Regions from separate parts of the Mus musculus genome. Here region 2 is linked to region 1. The links are chromatin loops, found by intact Hi-C in ENCODE. Cell type or tissue: left cerebral cortex. All regions are shown on one strand. Each heading gives the region's core, and the rest is flanking DNA. Links, peaks and the distances in the headings are about the cores only.

The links. Hi-C counts contacts between places; a loop is a spot of excess contacts. Peaks named below come from ENCODE experiments on the same cell type or tissue, not always from the same donor. Only the 100,000 strongest peaks of a DNase experiment are listed, where the experiment ranks them.
Region 2: a loop joins it to region 1, with 2.0 times the contacts of the local background. A loop is called at or near these places in 3 of 42 quality-filtered maps.

What each region holds. Positions count from the first base shown.
Region 1 is chr9:54,859,196-54,867,914 of GRCm38, reverse strand. It overlaps Ireb2 (iron responsive element binding protein 2), which reads right to left and starts at 4,160. Exons shown (of 22, transcript NM_022655.3): 1 at 4,019-4,160; 2 at 2,519-2,608. The coding sequence starts at 4,037. In left cerebral cortex, for the core only: no CTCF peak of the experiment used is centred there; DNase peaks (open chromatin) are centred at 3,749 and 4,243; H3K4me3 peaks cover 2,020 bases; H3K27ac peaks cover 1,196 bases.
Region 2 is chr9:54,913,678-54,922,396 of GRCm38, reverse strand. It overlaps Hykk (hydroxylysine kinase 1), which reads right to left and starts at 5,107. Exons shown (of 5, transcript NM_177351.4): 1 at 4,539-5,107; 2 at 1,573-1,923; 3 at 63-202. The coding sequence starts at 1,918. In left cerebral cortex, for the core only: no CTCF peak of the experiment used is centred there; a DNase peak (open chromatin) is centred at 5,257; H3K4me3 peaks cover 1,302 bases.

The DNA.
Region 1 (8,719 bases), core at 149-8,148:
CTCTACCCTGAATATAAATTGGAGAAGCAAAAGATACAATGGACAGAGGCAGGCTCATCTGTGATTGAGGCTACTGTGGTCTACATAGTTAGTTATAAGAGAGCTATATGGAGAAAAACCCTGTTCTCAAAAATAAATAATTTTTAAAATATTTTTAAAAATAAGATAAACTGGCACTAGAAAGGGGGAAGGGGAACAGTAGTTAATTGCTCAATTCCCTAATTCTATGTTTATAGGTCATCTTCAAGCATATTTCCATAAAGTATTCATAGAAATTATTTATTTTCAAGTACAAAAAACATCCCTATATATGTTCCTTACTAATCATTCAAATTTGTGTTAAAAAAAACTTTTACATGAAGATGTAATTTAGTTGGTAAAGTGCTTGCTTAGCAGGCAAGAGTCCTGGGCCCCCCAGCACTACCTAAATCTCATGGTGCAACACACACTCCTGTAATCTCAGTACTTGGGAAATGGAGGCAGGAAAATCAGAACTTTGAGGCCAGCCTGGGCTACATAGTGCGTTCCAGAATAGGCTGGGCTACATATGACTATCTAAAAAACAAAATAAATCAAACCCCAAAATCCCTTGAGGCTAGAGTAGTGGCTTAAATGAGAACGGTTCCCAATAGACTCATATAGTTTAATACTTGGTCCCTTGTCAGTGGAATTGTTTGGGAAGAACTAATAGTTGTAGCCTTGTTGGAGGTGGTATGTCACTAAGGACAGGCTTCCAAGTTTCAAAAGTCCCACTGCCCTTTTCTGAATTATGGTTGCCTCTTAAGGTAAGAGCTTCTCTGTTACAGCACCAACACTATTCATGTCTGACAGCATGCTGCTAAGCTCCCTGATAATGGTTATGGAGACTAAACCTCTGAAACTGTAAGCCTCAAATCAACTTTTTCTATAAGTTGTCTTGGTCATGGTATCTTATCATAGCAACAGAAAAGTAACTAGAATCAGGCTTTGTTTTGAAGAAAAGAGTGTATGAAAAACCTATTGTGTGTGAGAATAATATATATGTGTGTATGAATGATATGACTGTCTGTGCATGTGTGTACTCAAGTTCAATGTTAGGTTGTTTTCAATATTGCTCTCCACCCTAAGAGAAGCAGGGTCCCTCACCTAGAGAGCATTGCTGTTTTGGCTAGAATGGCTGGGCAGATGGCAAATGAGGATCGGTCCTGCCCGAGTCTGCTTGTGGAGAGCTGGCAGATACATGACTATGCTGAGCTTTGTATGTGAGTGCTGCAGGTCTGAACTCAAGTCCTCACGCTATGGGGCAAGCGTTTTGCCTACTAAACCAATGCCCCCTCCCTTTTTTGGTAAACAATCTTCTAGAACCAATACAAAATCATCATCACTTATGGGATAAAATAAATAATAGACATAAAATATTAAAAAATACCCATACTCTCTTATCAGTACAAATTACTGCAACAGAAAGAATGCTACTGTTGCCATTCTAGGGAATAGTTATTTTTATTTTTAAAGAGCAATATAGTTCTAAGAAAAAAAATACCTACATTGTCTCAAAATGCATATAGATACATATAATACATGAAGAGTATTTAAATTCATAAAAATCTGCAGTATTTATAAAGGAGCAATAAAACAGGACTAAAGAAAATCTCTCTCCAAACTGTAGAAGGCTGGCCATGAATTTTTTTCATAAAAGCTTACACCAGCAACCATTCTTCCAAACAGGTTTTCTATTCTTTGGTCTTGTTAGAAAAATTGCTCAACTGTCAACTAAATCAAAAGCTGTGCTTAGTGGGACCTTCTTCCCACTGCAGCACTGAGACAGAAATGACAGTTCAAGGCCACCCTGGGCCACTTAGGAGACCATGTCTCAAAACAAAAGACAACTGAAAATCAAAGTTAAGACTCCATCCATCCAATGGCCAGGTTAAGCACGTTCATTTTTCTGAGAATGCGATGAAAGGTTTGACCCCGATGAGGAATGTGAAAACGTTTACCAAAGTGTCAGAGAATCAAGCCTAGCAGTGAAGAACAATTTGAACCAGTGGGCTCAGTTGATGATTCTATTTAAAGATGATAAATATTTTTAAAGAATAATCAGAGGCTCTAAGCAGTAGCGGTCCCTGCCTTTGATCTTAGCACTTGGAAGGCAATAACAGATAGATCTTTGAGTATGAGACCAGCCTGGTCTACAGAGTGGATGACAGGACAGTCACATTCTACAGAGAAACCCTGTCCTGAAAAAAACAAAAACAAAACAATAACCAGAGGCACTGACCATTGAAAAAGTTAACACACACATTCAGTCACTATAGATTATGATGTTCTCTTTTAAAAATAAGATTAGCTTCTGGGGGGAGGGGAGGAGAGGCAGCATCTAATTAACTAAAAGTTTAAAGAAGAAATCGAGGTATGGTTTCTATTGTTCTCAACCAAAAGTCCCAAAGGAAGTTTTATAAAATGTCTTCTGCTCACCTTGACCAATGCACTGTAACTACTAGAAACTAAGCCCACGAAAAACGTAAAGCAACATTACCATACTTGGTGCCGCCAAGTTTAGGTACATTGAAGAACTTCTTCTGTGAATTGCCATTTAATGTTTCAATAAGGTACTCAAAGGTGTATCCTGGAGAAGAAAAAGAACAAATGCCTTTCATTAAATACATTCCATCAAATACATTAAGTACATTAACTACAGTTACCAAGAACCTTATTCAAAGAGAAAACACCCAAACTTTTGCTCAGCAGAACTCTGTGTGTGATGGAAAGCTGATGGGAATATTGCACATTTGCATTACCCTGCGGGGCAGCTACGAGGGCCACCTTGAACCATGGAGGCAGTGATGGAGGTGCTGACTGTCCCATACCACAGACACAAGACTCGTCTCCACGGGACTGCAAGGGGACAATTCTAAACCTCGACTCTTGTCAAACAGAAACTAGTGAGACAGACAGCTTTCTACCTTGCCTGTTGACACAGGGTGTTGTCACTGTATCCCAGAGTGGACTTAACCTCACTGGGCAACCCAGGAGAGCCTGCAAGTAGAGGCAATAATCGCCCATTCTGTCTCCTGAATGCTGGGATTACAGCATTACCCACCCAATGGCTTTTCAATCTTAGAAATGTTAAATGTCTGCAAAGAGACCATAAGAATGGTTTAAATGATGTACAAGCATTCAGAAATCGTGCCCTGAACATGCTTAAGTACAGAGATAATGCTTTGACAAAACCATTGTTAGAGGTTCAAAAGGCAATTAAAAATCCAACAACAGAACACTAAAGATGATTTTTAAAGTGACCATCAAAATATCTAGGTAAACTGGCACATTAGATTCTACTAAGAGATATACCCTTAATGGTTATGCACTAATTGAATATGCCCCCACTCTCAGTGTTGTGAGAAAGGGTGAGGTAGATAAAAATTCATTATGCGGCCTCATTACTTGGATGGGTGAGACCCTTAAACATTGCTCTAAGATCTTCTTCCAAAACCAGAAAAGACAAGCACAGTCCATTCAGAAAGAACAGTGTTTTTCTTTTGTGGAGGGAGGTGGATGGGGGAGGAGACTGCAACAAATGATCTGGGAACCGGCTAACGTTCAGCCTCGACAGCCCCTCCACTTCCAGGAGCAAAGAAAGGGAGATCCCAGGATGCTGGGTAGAAGGATCAGCCAGCAGAGTGAAAGCCAAACAAGGGAGCCAGGTCTTCCGACACTCAATGCTCACAAAAGGGGGGCGGGCAGAGAAAGACGTGGGCTTGTCCCTGCCCCAGCAGTTCCTCCTGGGGGCCTGGAGGCTGCAGCCAACAAGCAGCGGGCCCCGGCCAGGGGCGGAATTAGCGCTCCGCTGAAGAGCGGGACGCGCGGGCGGGGACGCCCGGCCTTCGCGGCCTCCGCCCCGAGGGGAGAGAACGACCAAGCCCTGAGGGCCCGACCGCCCCCCCGGGTGACCGTAAGCAGAGCACAGCGAGGGCCACGGATGTACAGCAGCGCACGCCACCAGCCGCCAACGCTAAGGCGGCGGCCGGGAACTGACCTGCACTTGGGGAGTCCATCGCCGGAGACCATATTATCCCTGCGGGGAGGGGGCCAGCGGGGGAAGGAGGGGGAGGCCAGGCCGGGAAGAGAGGGAGGAAGACGGGCGGACGGGCAGGGGAAAGGAGGAAGGAAGCAGTCTCGCGCAGGCACCGCGAGAGCCGCAGAGCTGGCCCGGGGTCCGCGCTCGCGGGATTTGCCGGCTAACTCTCGCGAGATCCTCGGACCGGCGAAACAAAGAAAGAGCGGGGCGGAGCCAGCGGGTAGGCGGGTCTCTGCGCAGCCTCTGTTGTTCTCCAGAGCTGGAGGTGGGGGGGCGGAACCCTGGGAGGTTAGTAACTTTGACAACGGGACGCCATAGGTTCCGTTACTTTCTTGTGGGCCCAAAAGTATACCGTGAGGTTTTGAGGTCCCGCGATGTCTGCAGGACTGTCTTGTAGGAAAGAGCCAGGATTGGGACTCAAGTTCTCCCTGCATGGTAAAGCCTTGTGTTAAGCCGTGATGTAATGAGGCGCCCACTCGTGCATTCTCAAGAGAACAAGGCCGGGTTAATGGGACACATAGGCAATCGACTAATTGAATGAATTAAAATGTCCATACTTTCCTATAACTTCAACCTTTCTCTTCCCAGGAGCAGTTAAACGTGATGGTGTCCTAAGTTTCTCTCTGGCCCCGCCAGGGAGAGTCCTTATGTCTTCCCTGTCTTGTCTTTTGGTTAGCGGACTCTTTGGAGTTGTCTGGTTTGCCCTTTTCTTCCCCACTCCTATCCCTTCTCAGACTGGTTTCCACTTCCAAAAATGCCTGTGATAAAGGTAGGCATAACTATTTGCTAATACCCCAGCTCTTGCTTTAACTGTTTGTTTAGTATGTTTGCTAAGACAAACTGTATTAGCTTCCATAATTCCAAAACTATTCTGTACTTCCTGGCCTCCAAGCCTGCTTCATCCCAGTCTCCTCTACCAGGGCCTTTCTCTGCCCAGCTATTAAGTGTACTGTCATTAACTCTATCTCGTGACATGAGCTTTGCACCAGATTTCATTTCCTCTGGCTCATTCATCTGTCTATTGGCTCCAGCTATCCGTTCATAAGCTGATGCTCTCTAGCCTACCTACAACTCAAACCCATCTCCTAAGCTTAGAGGAATATATCCTAACGCTTGTTACCACAGGCATCTCCTATGCAAAACCACCACCACAACCACTGCCACCCAAGCCAGTGACTGAGTCCTTATGTGTCTGTCACCTACACCAGCGAATGCCACCGCCTAAGCACATACCAGCACGCTATCCTTGGCTCCTCTCTTCCATTACTGTTTAGAAGTCCACTTGATCCACTGGCTTCCTGACCTTAACAACTGTGACAGTCTTCTCAGAAAGTCTCAAGGGCATGACTATTCTCGAAATCATCTCCATGAAACTGAAACAAACTAGGAAGGACACAGTAACCAAACTCACATACCAAGAAACTGAGTCTGGATTTGCGATGCATTCAGATGGAAGCAAGAGCTCACGTATAACTTCATTGTTCACGAGGCTGAACTGAATAGTTCTGCTTCTCTTGAAACAACACTCCTGTACACCGTTGGCTAACCCTTACTCACTCTTTCAAGACTTGGGCTTTTCTTTTTATGTTTTAAAGATTTATTTATATGTGTATCTCAATGTTAGTGTATGTCATGTGTGTGCAGGTGCCCAAGGAGGCCAGAAGAGGGTGTTGAATCATCCTAATTACCAACCTATCTCTCAAATCTCATGGTTTTCACTAGTTTGAGCTTTTGAAAATTCGTTTGTTGTGGTTCTGGGGGTTGAACTGAAGTCTTCTACAAGAGCACAAATGGCCTTAATTGCTAAGCAATCTCTCCATCCCCCCAGGACAGTCTCTCATACAACCACACTACAACAGTTAAATTCAAGAAATTTAGCACTAGCTGGGCGTGGTGGTACATGCCTTTAATCCCAGCACTCAGGAGGCAGAGGCAGGTGGATTTCTGAGTTTGAGGACAGCCTGGTTTACAAAGTGAGTTCCAGGACAGCCAGGGCTATACAGAAAAACCCTGTCTCAAAAAAAAAAAAAAAAAAAAAAGAAGAAGAAAGAAAGAAAGAAAGAAAGAAAGAAAGAAAGAAGGAAATTTAGCACTGGTACAGTACCATTAATATTTACACTTTATGCATTTGAAGAATCAGCCCTATTAATATTCTATAATCAAACATTGACATCATTTACAACCAAATTTTAAAATGTTGCCAATTGTTTCAATTGTTTACCTTGTTTTATTTATTTGTTTTGAGATGGTCTTGCTGTGTAGCTCTGGCTGATTCCACATTCACCAGACAACCCCAAAGGGACACTAGGCTGCCCACGCGTGACAAACGTGGCTCTGGCAGGGCCTGCCCTTCTCCTTCATTCCCTCTGCCTTGTAAAACTGTTAGATTACACTCCTAAAGCTGGCAATCAAGGTCTGTTCCCTTATTTAGCTACTTCTTCCTCCTGAGGCTGACAACAAAGGTCCAGCTATTAAAAGATTGAAGTCCAGCAATCAACAGCCCCCTTTGGCCCACCTAATTAACACGCACAATTAAATTTAAAACCTCACCCTAACCCAGGGTTTCCCTTTTCCCTTTATAAACTGTCATATGCCTAGGAGGCTTGTCTGTCTGCTCTCCATCCAGAGGCAGTCCCCTGCTCCCCTCCCCCACAGACATGCTCCTTTCCCCCTTTGTCCTGCTCCCTTTCTCCCCTCCCTGTTCCCTTCCCCTTCTCCCTGTCCTTTATCTCCAGTCTTTGTCCCCTATCCTGTCCTCTGTCCCTCCTTTTTGCTGAGAACTTGGTCTTGGGTGTCTCGAGCTGACTCAGAGGGGAAAAAAGCCCAAAGTATCTTCAAACTTATAGCAGTTCTCCTGCCTCAACCTCCCAAGTACTGGTGTTACAGCCATGTGCTACCACGCCTAGATAATATTGTTTTTCTAGAAACTTTTTCCCACTAAAATCCAATCCTGTCTAGTCTGTACTTAGGATAGTCTCTTAGCTGCTTATTTTCCTTGGTGCTGTTGGTATCTGTCAAAGCACATAGTTGTTTTTGCAAAATGTTCATTAATTGGAACTTGCCTCATTGTTTCTTCATGCTAAGGTTCATCAGGTGAGTCCAACCTTTAGATATTGCATCACAGCGCTCACTTCAAAGTTCATGAAAACTTATGCAACCAAGTTTTAAAAAAGTATTTACTTACAATGTTGACGCTCTATAATGGCAAAGGCTATAAACTGCCATCACCACATGAGCCACTGGAATGACTCGTACTGACCGTGTCTCAATGGTGTCGCCTGTGGCTTTAGGTGCATATGAAGGCGGGCACAGGGTAGGTAAGCACGAGGTTACTGCTTATAATAACATTGAAGGCAACCTCAATGCCTGCCAAAGGAGCACGGGTAAAAAGTACAGAATACTCACATAAAGATATGCTACGAGATGCTAAAAGTGACCTCAAGTCATATATATTAACTTACAGGTGAAAATTACATAGTGTCATTTGTTTTTTAATCATTTATTTTTTAACAATTTCGTACGTGTATGTAATGCATACTTCCCTTATCCCCCTCCTACTTCCTCTGAAATCATTGTTTTTGCTACCCATGTTGTGTCATAGAAACCCCGGGAAACTTATACTAATGCCTTCTTTGATTAGCCAGATTATAGCAGAGACAGTATAATTAAGAAACCTGGTGGTGGCACATGTCTTTAATCCCAACACTTGGGAGGCAAAGGCGGGCAGATTTCTGAATTCGAGGTCAGCCTGGTCTGCAAAGTGAGTTCCAGGACAGCCAGGGCTCTACAGAGAAACCCTGACTCAAAAAAAAAAAAAACCGAGAGAGAGAGAGAGAGAGAGAGAGAGAGAGAGAGAGAGAGAGTGTTAATCTCAACTTTAGCTCTGAACTTGGCTATATGATCACATCCCAATGAGCCTGTCGGTCCTTAAGCTGTGTCGATCTTTGTCAAAAGAAAAGTAAAATGCCTAGGTTCAGGAATGCTTTCCTGTGGTCTATAACTGTGCTTCCACTTTCTGATGTAGACCCTTCTGTTTGTCCCTTTCATCAAAGATACTGTGGTGTCCTGTCAAAGTAGACTTTCCTAATGTTGTTTGACCTCATTCATCAGTACCACAGTTTAGGTTCTGGTCATTTCTTACTTGGTATTAGGTTGAGCCATTGGTCACTTTAGACTATTGCATGGCTCAGTGGATAAAGATACTTACCATGCTAGTCTGGTGACCTGAGCTCAATTCCCAGAATCCAACTCCACAAAGTTTCCTCTGATTTCCACATGCTGTGGGACTTACACTTGCACACATCATACGCACATGCACAATCACAGAAGTAAATAAATAATAAATAAAAATGTTAAGCTTTGGCCACTGTGACCTAAAAATAATGATTTTATATAATTCAGCATTCTAGTTTTCTAACAACTCTCCCTGTTTCATCCTCGACTTCTTAATTTACCATTGCTCCAAATACCCTTACAACCCCACCAGGGCATCATCCCTCCTTAATCACAAATCTGATAATGTTTGTTTAAAATCCTTCAGAATGGGCTGGAGAGATGGCACAGTGGTTAGGAGCTCTGATTGCTCTTCCAAAGGTCCTGAGTTCAAATCCCAGCAACCACATGGTGGCTCACAACCATCCTTAAAGAGATCTAATGCCC
Region 2 (8,719 bases), core at 410-8,409, 54 kb before region 1:
CAAACAAAAACAAAAAAAGATAAACAAACAAAATCCCTTACAAACAAGACCCCAGATCTTACCTCTAGGGCTTTATCCAATTGGGCAGCCAGCCTTCCTATTTCATATAATTGCTGGTGGCTGATGGCAACCTCAGCTATTGGTCTTCCTGGGAGGTAAGTGAGCATTCTTACCAAGTAGCTTTTGACTCCAGATCCACTGTCTAGATGGAAGGGATGATACATCCTGTCAATCATTCTTGAAAAGACAATGAGAGCCGGGCGTGGTGGCGCATGCCTTTAATCCCAGCACTCGGGAGGCAGAGGCAGGCAGATTTCTGAGTTCGAGGTCAGCCTGGTCTACAAAGTGAGCTCCAGGACAGCCAGGGCTATACAGAGAAACCCTGTCTCAAAAAAAAAAAAAAAAAAAAACCAAAAAACCAAAAAACAAAAAGAAAAGACAATGAGAACTTGCAGCCTTGCATACACGTGCTGTGTCCGAGGTCACATGCATAGTAATGACAAACTGGCGTTTTAAATGCTTGATTGCTAGTTTCATGTTCTTTCTATTTCTACTACAAACACAGCAGCCAGTCTAATAAATACAAATACATTCTTGAGGCTGGAGAAGTGAATTTGCCGAGTGCTTGCCTAGCTCGTGCAAGGGCCTGGGTTCAATTCCTAACAACACATATAATCTTTTTGTGTTAAATAAGAATAGAACATGTCCTCCTGGTGTTCACAGGTCCCTTAGTTATTATGTATCAGGACATTTAGAAACATAAAATTTACAGTAGGAATCTTAGAATACCCAAGATACAATTTGCAAAACACAAGAAAATCAAGAAGAAGGAAGACCAAAGCTTGGATACTTCATTCCTCCTTAGAATAGGGAACAAAATACCCATGGAAGGAGTTACAGAGACAAAGATGGGAGCTGAAACGAAAGGATGGACCATCCAAAGACTGCCCCACCCAGGAATCCATCCCATAATCAGCCACCAAATGCAGATACTATTGCATATGCCAGCAAGATTTTGCTGAAAGGACCCTGATATAGCTGTCTCTTGTGAGGCTATGCCAGTGCCTGGCAAATACAGTAGTGGATGCTCATTGTCATCTATTGGCTGGAACACAGGGTCCTCAATGGAGGAGCTAGAGAAAGTACCCAAGGAGCTGTAGGGGTCTGCAACCCTATAGGTGGAACACCAATATGAAGTAACTAGTACCTCCAGAGCTCATGTCTCTAGCTGCATATGTAGCAGAAGATGACCTAGCCGGCCATCATTGGGAAGAGAGGCCCCTTGGTCTTGCAAACTTTATATGCCCCAGTACAGGGGAACGCCAGGGCAGGAAGTGGGAGTGGGTGGGTAGGGGAGCAGGGCGGGGGGAGGGTATAGGGGACTTTCAGGATAGCATTTGAAATGTAAATGAAGAAAATATCTAATAAAAATTTGAAAAAATTTTTACAGTAGATCTCAACTAAAACCATGTTCAAACTATATCTCCACTTTGAGTTATGAACTTGTTTTAGACACTGCGCTTCTACCTGTAGCCAAAATATAGTAATATGAATGTATAGGAAATCTCTTACCAATGGATATGAGAGAGATGGTGTTGTCCCCTTTAGTTCGGCATACGGAGGCTGTTGGGAATCCAGCTGCTCTCAGGAACATGATGACATGGTTCTGCATTTCAATCAGCTCTGGAGTTTGGCTAGACTCCGTATTGCTTATTTTGAGGACATATTCAACTGGGTCATCTGTAGTCTCTTTGCCTCTTGCAATGTGAACACGAAAGTTTTGGTCCTCATAGCTAGGGAGTGGCTGGATCTTGGAAACTTTGAACCCAAATACCGATTCTACCAGTGCAGAGGCTTGTGCCTCAGTAAAAACGGGCTTGGCAGAAGCCTGTGACTGCCAGCCAGCTCCACTTGACATTATGTCTAGGGGAAAAAATAAGAGCCAGGCATATTACAATGACAGTTGTTTGAATGATTATTCTCAGACAGACCATATTTTCCTATATTGAGTCTATGCTTCTTGATTTTTATTTATAAAGTTTAAATGATCAATTAGTGAATAAGGTGAAGAAGCAGATGACCTGGAGCTGGAGAGGTAGATCTGCAGTTAAGAGCACTTGCTGCTCTTGTAGAAGGCCTGAATTTGGTCCCCAGCTTTCACATTGTGTGGCTTACATCGCCTGTAACTCCAGTTCCAGGGGACTCCTCTGTGCCCTTCCCCCAGCCTTGAGCGGGCCAAATAGATCTTAAGTGTTTGCCACAGTTGGACCTCGACCCAGGAGGAGTCTTCTGCCTTGCCCTTGCCGCACCTGCAATTTCCTACAGGAGCAGACTGCCCAGTGAGTTGCTTTGCAACATTCAGCTGAAACAAAGGATGGGGTCTGTGGGCTTTCCCTATATAAATGCATTCTCAAAATTAAACTTTGAGCCTTGAGCAGAAACTTTGTTTTGGCTTCATCCTTCTCTTGCACCCCATTCCTTTCATTTCCATCCCCCCTTGCAGGTAACCCAGTTAATCTATGACCGCTGGACAGCTACACTCTGTGCTACATCTGCAGTTACATGTGCACCATACCCGCACAGAGACATTTAAAAATTAAAATAACCTTTAAAAAATTGATGTTCTGTCAGGGGATAATGGTCCATGCCATTATAATCCCAGCACCTGGAAGGCAGAGGCTGGGAGACTATTTCAAATTCCAGGGCAGCTTGGTCTACCTAGCAAGTTCTAGGCTGGCCAGGCAATATAGAGAGACCTGGTATCAAATAAAACAAACAAAATAGAAGTAGATATGTTAGATGAATAAAAATCCTGGGCCATAAGTTATTTATAAATTTCCCTCACAACTTGAAGGTACAGTTCTATGGACAAACGCGGGTCAGAGAAGCACTTTGTTATATTATCTAATCCAATCTTTTCTCTCGTCTGCCAACTTTACAGAGAAACATAGGTCCAAAGACATTAAGAGATGTGTCCAAAACTAATATTCAGTTCCACTGAGACCTCAGCTCTGAGGGCTTGGAAGATGGCACACTTCGGATGGTGGCCAATGTGTAAGTATGGAAACTGGAGTTTGGAACTATAGCAACCACGGGAATGCCAGGCTTAGCGGCACATGCCTACAATTCCGAGTTGTATTCTTTTATGTTTGTTTTCGGTTTTTGAGTAGCATGGGCTGGACTTAAACGTATTAGATAGCCTTCAATTTCTGATCCTCCTGCCTCTACCTCCCATGTACCACCATGCTTGGCTTATTTGGCGCTAGGGATCAAACTCGGGACCTCGCGCATGTTAGGCAAGGTCTCTACGAAGTAAAACATGTGCCCAACCAAGCTGTTGTATTCTTGACAAACACTTCTCATGTTTACCTTCTGACCACAGTATTTGCTTTCAGAAGCCAATTAAGCCCTTCAGGTGTTGACACTAAACTTATGATCACAAAGACTAAACAGGGCTTCAAAAGAATCTTTGCACCTGAAACTTCTGGAAACTGATACATCCTGTTACACTGCTTTTGGCTCTAAGACTTTACAAGGAATTTTAAACATTCCTTCTGAATATATTTATAGAATAAGGCTAGTGCTCAGGATGTAATGTGAACTGAAACCCTAACTCCAAGATGAAATCCTCTCAGGTCTGAAAGAATTTAAGGGTATTAAAAACAACAGTGAGCTTGATAGGGATTTGACAGGGAGCTGGGTGTGGTAGCTCACATCTGCTATCCTGCCAATCCAGAGACAGGACAATAAGATTGCTGCTAGTTGAAGGTCAGTCCAGACTACCTATTGAGTTCCAAGCTAGCCCCGGCTACTGTGAGAGACTTTGTCTCAAAAAGAAAAAGCTATTAAAATTGAAGACTGTTGAAGGCAATTGGTGAAGGCCAATCTCCAGAAAACATCCCCATGTCCTTAAAGGGGGCTTGTTAATTATCTCTTTGAAGAGTCCTATTTGTTAAAGCAAAGTCCTGTTTACAAAGTACTGTTGGCAGGTCTGGTCACAGGACAACCTGGTACCAAACAGTTACTGAGCTGTGAAAAGTCCTAGCACCAGCTGGGCAGCCAACCTCCGTAACTTTAGCCACACTGCCTCTAAAAGAGTTCAACGAAGAATTTTGAGCCTTTTTGCTGAATATAGAAAGAACTCCACAACCTGAAAAAAAAGGACACACATTGAAACATGCTACTGAAAGCAAATACACATAAAGAAAAAACTTAAAAAATAAAAATAGAACAACAGAGACATCCATTTTCATCAAATGCGCCCCATGTGTGGAGAGAGTGGAGAGCGAATCGAAATCTATATAGATGTTAGTATACTTCTTGTCAACAATATTTAGAGCCGGAAACAAACAAACAAACAAACAAACAAAAACAACCTCAAACAGTAAGGACTTCTAAGCAGGAGGTTTGCACCAGACTCCATAATTTTTCGCTGCATGAGAGGGGAATGGAGAGGGAGTGGATCTTACACTCTGCACTTGGTGAAAAGTACACAAGAATAAAATAATAATAATACATAAACTAGTCTTTCCTCTCACCTTCTCCTAAAGTGTTACAAAGTCTTTGTGACTTCTGCCTTAGCACTTTCTCCACGTCTGTCTTCGACGACCCCTCTGCTGTGAGCTTCCAGGCTTGGGAAGCAGGCAGTGATGTTCCCTGCACTTATTTCGTGAGTTGCCTCCACTCACAGCTCACGGGCTGCAGGAACTCTACACTCCAAGGGCGATTGGAAGCAAGACTCACTTCCAGGGGGTCTTGCTGAGGAGCGAAAGACGCCGATGGGAGGGAGGTGGCCCACAACCCGTTCCCGGCCTGTCTCAGGTCCAGAGGAGCCTTAGGATGGCTTCCACCCCCAAACCATGCAGGCCCGCGGAGGGTGGGACCCTCAAAACTGCGCACTGAAATCTCAGCAGGGCTGGGGCTGGGCAGTGACCTGCCGCGTCAGCACGCAGTGAGTTTGAGGAGCGCAAGGGTTGCAGGAGCCCGCCGCCGCTTCTCGGGGATGTCCCCTCAGAGAGACCCTTGACTCGCTTCAGTCTCTTCCACCTCCTCTCACGCACAGCGACCGGACGTCCTGAGGCCGATTGCTCTCTCCCCTCAGTCAGCTAGTGGTTGCGGTGCAGGAGGTGGGGCCGGACCCGCCGCCGCTGCGAGCCCCGCCTTCCTATTGGCTCCTCCCACATCCCTCCGCCCAGTCAGTACACACTACTGACAGTTCTGGCCCAACCCTCTCCATCCCACCAATAGAGTTCAGAGATCTGGCTTCTGATTGGCTGTCTGGAATCCGACAACCTTGTCAATCTCGGCTCTCTAGTCAAAACTCGTTTCTGATTGGCTCTCAAGTAGCCAATTAGTAGGCCTTGGGGTTTGAGTGGTATCTGTCAATTCTCACCAGGTTGGCTTAGTCCTGGCAGCGACTTGGAGCACAAGTCTGTCAGCAAGCTGCCAGGAGAGATAGCATCTTGCCTTTCTTTCCTCACTCCATCCAGCTCTTTCTAGAAGAGAGTATCCTGAAGGCCATCTTCATAGAGGTTGACTAGAGGTTCATTCTCCCCAGAAAGGAATCCTGGTTCTGAAACTACAAGGATCGGTCCCTCTCTGTGAGGAAATGGGGCTCGCTGTCTTTGTACTAGCATGTCCCAATCTGAAAAGGCTTCATTTATTAAACAGACCTACACTGTCTGTGCTGGCGGGAACTGAAGTCTAAAGGGCATAGACCCTTACTTAACCAGACCGTGCTTACCAACTCCCAGTTCAGGATCTAGGCGGTAGCACCAGTTTTTAAGCGGGGTAACGAAGTACAATAGAGAGAGAGAGAGAAAGAAAGCAGCATCCTCAGGCAGCTTGTAGGGTCTCAAAGCCCATGCCAACAGCGACTCGTTTCCTCCAAGGCCACACCCACTCCAGAAAGGCCACACCTCCAAATAGTGCCACTCCCTGGGTCAAGCATATTCAAACCACCACACTAAGCCACATAGCTGGATGCCTTCCTCCAGCTAAGCAGGACCTTTTTGATAGACCAGAGCACTCCCTGCTGGAAGAGTCCTGTACACCTGTCACTCAGGTTTGCAATTTGCTCTCCTTATGTTATGGTGCTGTATGCATATCTCACTTGTTTTTTCTTGTTCTGGCATACTCATGGGTGCTATCGTTACTCTGATGATGATGATGAATGATTGTTGTTGTTGTTGTTTCCGAGACAGGGTTTCTCTGTATAGCCGTGGCTGTCCTGGAACTCACTTTGTAGACCAGGCTGGACTCGAACTCAGAAATCTGCCTGCCTCTGCCTCCCAAGTGCTGGGATTATTAACTCGGATAGTCTCTCCAATCCCCGTCAACACCTATCGTAATGAGAAATTTCCTTTGCCCCCTTTAGAAATATGTTTATCTGTTTTTCTTTTTCTTTGTGTGGGATGGGGGAAGGTGGGGAGGTTCGAGACAGAATTTCTCTGTGTAGCCCTGGCTGTCCAGGAACTCCATCTGAAGCCCAGGCCAGCCTTGAACACCTGCTTCTGCCTCTGGAGTGCTGGGATTGAAGGCATGCCTCACCATTGCCTAGCACATTTCTTTTCTAATCTTCAAATAGGGACGACCTTTCTGCACTTTCTGATGTTGGCGACTGTGACTTGAGTCTCCTGTAACCATGTTTGCTTTCTGAGGCCTCTCTGCAGTGTCTGAATTCGCTACACCTTCTCTCACTTTCCTACTGCTACTGATCCGTTTTCTTTCTCCTCACGGCCTGGGGAAAAAAAGATGAGAATGAGGATTGAATGCTGAAATTGTGAAAACTGAAGGCACAGGACAACAGACGTCACAATTGCCTTCTTTGGTTTGTACCTGCTTCCATTTCCCTGTACATTCTGCTTGCATGTGTGTGCCCACACATGTATGTGCACACACACTGGTGAAGAGGATTTTCCATCTTTTCCAGTACCTGATCTGTGCTTTTCCCCTTGAGACAGGGCCTCTCATTTGGAGTTAATTTTTTCAGTTGGGTTGGCAGTGAGAAAGCTCCAGTGATCCTTCTGTCCCTGACTCAGCACTGGGGTGGCAGAAATGTACACAGAAATTAATTTGGCTGTTTTTTTCATGGGTTCTTTGGATCTGAACTCAGGTCTTTATGTCTGGGCAGCAAGTACTCTTACCCACTGAGCCATTTCCTCAGACATCCCTGGACACTTTTTGGAACTATATTGCACAGTATAGTGATGGGTGTGTAATGCTAGCACTTAAGAGGTTGAAGCAGAGCAGGGCAGTGGTGGCGCATAACTTTAATCCCAGCACTCGGGTTGAAGCAGAGCAGGGCAGTGGTGGCGCATAACTTTAATCCCAGCACTCGGGAGGCAGAGGCAGAGGCAGAGGCAGAGGCAGAGGCAGAGGCAGAGGCAGAGGCAGAGGCAGAGGCAGAGGCAGAGGCAGAGGCAGAGGCAGAGAGGCAGAGAGGCAGAGGCAGGCAGATTTTTGAGTTTGAGGCCAGCCTGGTCTACAGAGTGAGTTCCAGGACAGCCAGGGATACTCAGAGAAACCCTGTCTCAAAAAAACCAAAAAAAAAAAAAAAAAAAAAAGAGGTTGAAGCAGGATTCTGAGTACATAAGGAAACCCTATCACAAAGGAGAGAAAACAAAAGGCTTTCTGCAACTTGCTATTTTTACTTTAAGTAGACATGTTCCCACTTATCTTCCTACATAAACTTTATACAGGTTAAGTTTTAGGTCTAGACTGTCTGATGTAGACCAGGCTGGACTCATCATCCTATCACCACCTTCAAGTGCTGAGATATGTGTACAACACCTTGCCCAGCTTGTGTACTTCAAATTCTTTAGGATGAACTGTTCTTTGAAGGTTCCTAACGTGTGGTGCCAAACCATTTTTCCCTCTCAACGTTGGATATATATATATATATAAAATGTGAAACAAAAACAATTTGCAGAGATTAAATACACGATCCTGTATTGAGTAGAGCTCAGTGTCAGAGCTCAGTATATACTAACTCCTTGTTCAACCTCAACATAAAATGTGTTCTAGAAAATGTGATCTTGTAGTTTTAAAAAACTATTAAAAATATTTTTGTGTAAGCATGTGTGCATGGGGAGGAACACATGCCACATCATACCTATGTGGTCAGAGACAGCTTTGTGGAGTGAGTTCTTTCCCTGGCCTTTACAGGGCTCTGGAGATAGAAGTTCTATGGCCAGGCTTGTCAAGCAAGCACCCTTTACCCACTGAGCCATCTCACTGGCCCAATCTTAGTTTTGTATTTCCTGTATTGATGTTCAAAGCTTAGTGGCAATACAATGGATAGAATCCAGCTGCTGTATGAGCAGACAATGATAACTGTAAATATCTGCTTTTTAAGTAGTGACCTACATTTCAAGTACTGATGCTGCTGATGGGACATGTTCTGTGAAATGTATCCTTTGGCAATCTCATTGTGCAAATGTCAATGCAAGGAACCAGATATATGTGATGTTACTGACTGAAATGTTTTGTGGGCTGACCATATCATGAACCTCATCTAGCAGTTGTAAGACTAATCCCAACAACTTTCATTACAATAGTTAAGACTAGCCGTAACTTAAAATTAGGAAGCAAAACTGGTACCAAATGATAAATGTACCAAGGCAGCTGTTGGTATGAAGTCTGGACATCTAATCTATCAGGGTGTACCTATGTTACTATTTGCTTTTGTGATATTTTCCTAGAATCTGTGACCTTTTTA